Linked DNA regions of Homo sapiens: region 1 is linked to region 2. The links are chromatin loops, found by intact Hi-C in ENCODE. Cell type or tissue: heart right ventricle. All regions are shown on one strand. Each heading gives the region's core, and the rest is flanking DNA. Links, peaks and the distances in the headings are about the cores only. Region 1 overlaps FABP6-AS1 (FABP6 antisense RNA 1). Region 2 has its middle 25 kb from the start of C1QTNF2.

Region 1 (2,903 bases), core at 162-2,661, 150 kb before region 2:
AGCAGGAGGTGGGGGAAGGAGCTGGAGAGGGAAGGGAGAAGGAGAGAAGAAGGGGGAAGGGGGTAGGGAGAGGGATTGCAGAAGACAGAAGGAGAGAGCTAGAAGGCTAAAAATACCTCTGGCCCCCACGTCCCTAGTTTCTGCACAGACCCAAGATATAGCCCTGGGGACCTGGGGCTATATCTGGCTACATAGTCTGGAGTCCTTTGCCCCCTCCTCTTAGTTACCTGAGGGAGATGATTCAGGCCAGAAGGGGTGCAAAGCGGGAAGAGGAAGGCAGGAAGAGGAAGGCACCCAGTCTTTGCTCTCCCTGTCCCCCACAGACAATCCCCCAGCAGGTTTGCCTTCTGTGCCTCCAAAATCCACCAGGGTCAGGCTCCTCCCACTCGCCCCATCAGCCGCCACCTCTTTGTTTCTGGAGTTACCACCTCACTGGTCTCCCTGCTTCCACGTTCCTTCTTCCTATCATGTGTTCTCCAGGAAGCAGATGGAATGACATGAAAAATGTAAATTGGATCGTGCCATCCCCATGCCTAAAGCCCTGTAATGGTCCCCTCAGTCCTCAAAATCCAAGCCAGATGCCCGGCTACAGCCTTCAAGTGTGCACGGTCCCCAGGCCCCTCTTTCACTCACCACCAAACTCCCACCACACTGTCCTTCCTTCTATTCCTTGCCTGCACCATCCCCCTAGCTTTTTACCAACTGAGGCGTTATCTGAAATTCCTCTGCCTGCTTTTCTCAGCCCCATGTCCTAAGCATTAAGGTGTCCACAAAGATTCCTTTCTCAGACATGCCTTCCCTGCCCACCCCATCTGAAAACGACCTCTTCAAATACTGGCCCATCATCCTGTTGTTCTTTACAGCACTTTTGACTTTATCTTCTTAATTCCTGGAGGGCAGGGACCTCACGTGTTTCTTCTGTATCTCCAGGGCCCATGTGTCTGGCACACAGTGAGCAGTCAATAAAATGGATTGAATAGACAAATGAATGAACAATGAGATGGTCTCCAGAGCCCCTCCCAGCGTGCTGGCTTTTTGTGTCATTGCAGACTTTGCACCTCTGGCTCCAGGGAGCTCACAGGCAGGGGCTGGTCCAGCCCAGAGGCGATGAAGACAGTGACGATGATGATGGTGGTGGAGATGCAGGCGCTGACTCAGGTAGCTCCGTGAAGCTGGAAATAAGTCATTTGAGGCAAATGAAAGGATGACCCAGGTCACAGTGGGGAGAACACCTTGGGTGGGGGACTTGCTCGCCTTTCTCTGTGATGCTAATAACAGACTTGTCATGGCTCCAAAGCCCTTTTCCTCCTTTCAGCTGTCTCTCTGTGACTGTCTTTGTGACAGTCTCATTGTTGTTGTTACTAAGATGGCTTCCCTCAGAGGACGGACACTTGGAGTAGTGGCAGGTTCGGCCACCCCTAGAGACGATGGCGGTGGGGACCGGGGCAGCCCCCTGGCCCCCTGGGCTCACCCCCTCCTGCGCCACCCCGGGCCGTGCCGTGCCAAGCCGGCCACCAGAGGGCGCGCCAGGTCGCGGCATCCCGGCTCCCCGTCGGCCTGGGGCCGGCGGGCGGGGCTCGGCTGTCTCCTACTGAGGCCTCGCACTTCCTCTCTGTCTTGCCATTCCTGTCTCCCTCTCTCCCTACCTGGCATCTCCCCCTGCTATCTTCATCCCCTGCCCCCTCCTTCGTCTCCATTAGCAAACCCGCATGGTAGCCTATCTTGTGGTGAGCCCCAGTGTCCGGCGCGGGGAGGGACACAGACGCGTCCCAGTGGGATCTCCGCTCACTAGGGAGTTCACAGCCTAACCTGAACCCCCGCACCAGCCCAGAGCAATGAAGCCTCCTGAAAGGACTGCTGAGGAGAGACAGGCCGTCCTACAAGAAGTGGGGCAGGACATGGTCTTCCCCACGGAGGTGGCTCCACATCCCTCCCACCTACCCCAGCCAGGGGCCCTCTGACTGTGCCACTCACCGTGCAGGCGCACCACACAGGACGTCCTGTGATGGAAAAGGCTTAGGCAGAGTCTGGCTGCCTTATCTCACTAAGGGGTAAACTGAGGCTCCAGCAGTGAAACTAGTGTGAAGTCTGGGTTCAAATTCCATCTCTGCTGCTTAATAGCTGGACGACCTTAGACAGCCTTCCTAACCTCTCTGAGCTCAAGCTGCGGAAGTGGCAGCCTCTTAGGATTATGGGAGAACACACATGCAACATGCTTAGCACTGTGCCTGCAGTTAGTCATTATTCTTAAGAAAGTGGCCTACCCATGGCCACCTATTGAGCAGAGGTGGCAGACCTAGGCCCAGAATCCCCATCTGACCTCTGAACTCTCAGGCCCTAGTTCTTTCTGCCGTTGTGGGCAGAGGCTGCAGGGAACAGCAGAGGATGCAAACGCCCGTTGAGTCCTTTTTTTTCTATTTTTTTTTTTTTGAGGCGGAGTCTCCCTCTTGTTGCCCAGGCTGGAGTGCAATGGCACGATCTTGGCTCACTGCAACATCTGCCTCCTGGGTTCAAGAGATTCTCCTTCCTCAGCCTCCTGAGTAGTTGGGATTACAGGCGCCCACCATCATGCCTGGCTAATTTTTTGTATTTTTAGTAGAGACGGGGTTTCACCATGTTGGCCAGGCTGGTCTTGAACTCCTGACCTCAGGTGATCCACCCGCCTTGGCCTCCCAAAGTGCTGGGGTTACAGGCGTGAGCCACCGCACCCGGCAAGTCTTTAGTTTGAGGAGAGGTCTGTGTTACTGTCCCCAGCTGTCTCATCTGTGTTCTCCTGCCATGGGCATCTCTTGGGATGGCTCCACACTTCCTCCTGGCCTGGCCACACCTAATCCTTCAAACCTAGCCCTTGGGTGGGGAGAGGGGAAGGTGGCCTTAGCATTGCCAGGGAAGTATGAACTGGC
Region 2 (2,903 bases), core at 178-2,677:
ATAGAATATGGACATTTCACACGAGGAAGCCATTTCGGACCGCTGTCAGCATCAGCTTGAAACCCACTTGGGGTGGAGATAAATGACTGTCGGAAGTTTGCAACGGCATCAGCAAAAATAAACACCTGTGATGAGGTTGAACTCTTCATTATTGTTTTTAAGTCAGGGCCAATCTGAGGCAAAAGTATAAAGTAGATGGAGAATGTTTAAAAAATAAAAAATAAAAAAACAAACCCCACCATTTTCCAGAGCCATCTTTGGGCTCTTTCTGAGAAATTCTTTTTTTTTTTTTTGAAACGGAGTCTCACTCTGTTGCCTAGGCTGGAGTGCAGTGGCACAATCTTGGTTCACCATAACCTCCGCCTCCTGGGTTCAAACAATTTTAGTGCCTCAGCCTCCCGAGTAGCTGGGATTACAGGCACCCGTCACCATGCCCGGCTAATTTTTTTTTTTTTTTTTTGTATTTTTAGTAGAGACAGGGTTTCATCATGTTGGCCAGGCTGGTCTCGAACTCCTGACCTCAAATGATCCACTCACCTCGGCCTCCCAAAGTGCTGGGATTACAGGCGTGAGACACCGTGCCCGGCCTCTTTCGGAGAAATTCTTTTTGGGTCTCCGTCTCTGGAGCAGGGAGAGAAAAGTGTTGGGAAGCCACAGAGGTCTTCGGGAGCACCCTCAGATGCTGTGGTTGAGGAGCTGGGCCTGCGAGGTGACCTTCAAACCCACACTGTGCTCCATTCTCAGTGCCACCCCGGCCTGAGGACAGCTGTGGAAATGACACCGGGACAAGGGAGGCACACAAAATGTCCTCCCTTGAAGGGCAGAACTCGAGTCTTTCCTGTGTTAGTTTTCCCCTCAGCCCGGCCCAGAGCTTGGCAAAGCCGGCTGTGGGTTAGAATCGGCTGAGGAGCTTTTATGAAAGCGCATGGAAGCTGTCCCCGCAGGAGGTTCGGCTGCTGAATGAGGTTGTGGTGCCAGATAGATCTGACTCCTCACCTGGTTTGGGGACCCCGGGTGCATTCTTCAGCCTTGCCTCAGTGAGTGCTCAGGACACGTCTGCTGAATTGAAAGAGACCTTCAATGGACTGAACAACAACCTGCTTTCTGGCAGGCAATCTAGAAAATAGCCTGAGACCAGGGTGTATCTCCCAGCCTCCATGCCGCAGGCCGGGAGGTTTGTGTAGTCGACGTTCTCCCCCTAGTGGCCTGAGTGAAGATGACAGGCAGGAGGGAAAAAAAGCCTTTTCACCTGCGAGGCCTGGCTGCCAAGGGCTCCCGAGCTGCGGATGGACACCAGGATCCAGCTGCTCTTCCATGACTCGCCCTCCCTTACCTCGCCCTGATCCCGGCCCTGTCAGATCTCATCTTTACTTAACATTCTGATATTTTGTTTATCATAGAGTTTTTGGGTTATTTTTGATTTATTAAAATATTGTATTAAAATATTTCTGGCCGGGGGTGGTGGCTCACTCCTATAATCCCAAAACTTTGGAAGGCTGAGGCGGGTGGATCATTTGAGGTCAGGAGTTCGAGACCAGCCTGGCCAACATGGTGAAACCCCCGTCTCTACTAAAAATAAAAAAATAAAAAAATAAACTAGCCAGCCGTGTTGGTAGGGCGCCTGTAATCTCAGCTACTCGGGAGGCTGAGGCACAAGAATCGTTTGAACCAGGGAGGCACGGGTTGCAGTAAATTGAGATTGCGCCACTGCACTCTAGCCTGGGCGACAGAGCAAGATTCCATCTTAAAAAAAATTATTTCTGCCAGGTGCGCTAGCTCATACCTGTAATCCCAGCACTTTGCGGAGGCTGAGGTGGGAGGATCATTTGAGGCCAGGAGTTTGAGACCAGCCTGGGCAACATAGCAAGACCTCCGTCTCTACAAATAATTTAAAAATTAGCCGTGTGTGGTGGCACAGGTCTATAGTTCCAGCTTCTCAGGAGGCTGAGGTGGGAGGATCACTTGAGCCCAGGAGGTCGAGGCTGCAGTGAGCTGTGATCGTGCCACTGCACTCCAGCCTCGGTGACAGAACAAGACTCTGTCTCAAAAATATATATATTTCTATTGATTACTGTGGTTTTTGTCACCCTCTTACATTTTGTGCATGACGTGAGTGCCTCAATTTCGCTCCCCCACCCTCATCATAGTCCTGATGCAGAAGTCAGCCCACGAAGCCCCCCTAGACATAGGGAGTAAGACCCTCATCATTTGTCAGCTGAACCCTGAGGCTCCACCCAGGGTTGCGCTGGCCTGTGAGGGCCTTGTGTGTCTAGTGCTCTTTGCACTGTAATTAAGGGCACTGTAGATTCTCCAGGCTTTCTCCAGAAGGGGAATGGCCGCCTTTCAAAGTGTGTTCTGAATGAGAAAATACCCCTGGATCAAGGGCGATTTGAGTGCACAAAGATGCACTGGGTTCTGTGGTGCTTACAAATGTGGAGACCTACAGGTAGGCCCTGGTTGCTGAAGCCCACAGTAATCAGCCGAAGCTAGGAAGAAGGGCTGGGGCCCAGTGCATCTGGGAAGGCCACCGCCTTGGATCCCCTTCCTCATCTGGGCCACCATCCCGCATGATCAGCCTGAGACCTCCAAGTGGCTCACCAAGGAGGCAGCCATCCTCAGAAGAGTCAGGGGATAAAAGGAGTGCTCATCTTTGACATCACTCTCTACCAGAGACCCGCCTCAACTGCATCATCTGCTTCTGCCCCACCTGCCACAAACCCACCATCTGGAGCAACGCTAGACCACATCCAAGGAAGACAAGACCCCAGCCCTGGGCCCTGGAAGGTCTCTGCTATCATCTGCCCCACGCTCTACAAAAGAGTGACGAGTCTTCCCCCATCATTCCCACACTCTCCCTGAGGAGTCCCTGGTAGATGCCAAGGGGACATCGGTTCAATATGGGC

The links. A loop is a pair of places that touch in the nucleus more often than their neighbours do. Peaks named below come from ENCODE experiments on the same cell type or tissue, not always from the same donor. Only the 100,000 strongest peaks of a DNase experiment are listed, where the experiment ranks them.
Region 1: it touches region 2 in a loop (12-fold over the local background); 104 of 110 quality-filtered maps call a loop at or near these places.

Annotation. Positions count from the first base shown.
Region 1 is chr5:160,198,000-160,200,902 of GRCh38, forward strand. It overlaps FABP6-AS1 (FABP6 antisense RNA 1), which reads right to left. Exons shown (of 4, transcript XR_941148.3): 3 at 228-1,172. It also overlaps a transcript of FABP6 not described here. Among named protein-coding and RNA genes, the nearest start is that of FABP6-AS1, 11 kb to the right of the region's middle. RefSeq lists a silencer at 1,287-1,646. In heart right ventricle, for the core only: CTCF peaks have their summits at 1,510 (motif pointing right) and 1,711; a DNase peak (open chromatin) is centred at 1,522; H3K4me3 peaks cover 866 bases.
Region 2 is chr5:160,344,324-160,347,226 of GRCh38, forward strand. No RefSeq gene overlaps it. Among named protein-coding and RNA genes, the nearest start is that of C1QTNF2, 25 kb to the right of the region's middle. In heart right ventricle, for the core only: CTCF peaks have their summits at 1,205 (motif pointing left) and 1,417; a DNase peak (open chromatin) is centred at 1,208; H3K27ac peaks cover 444 bases.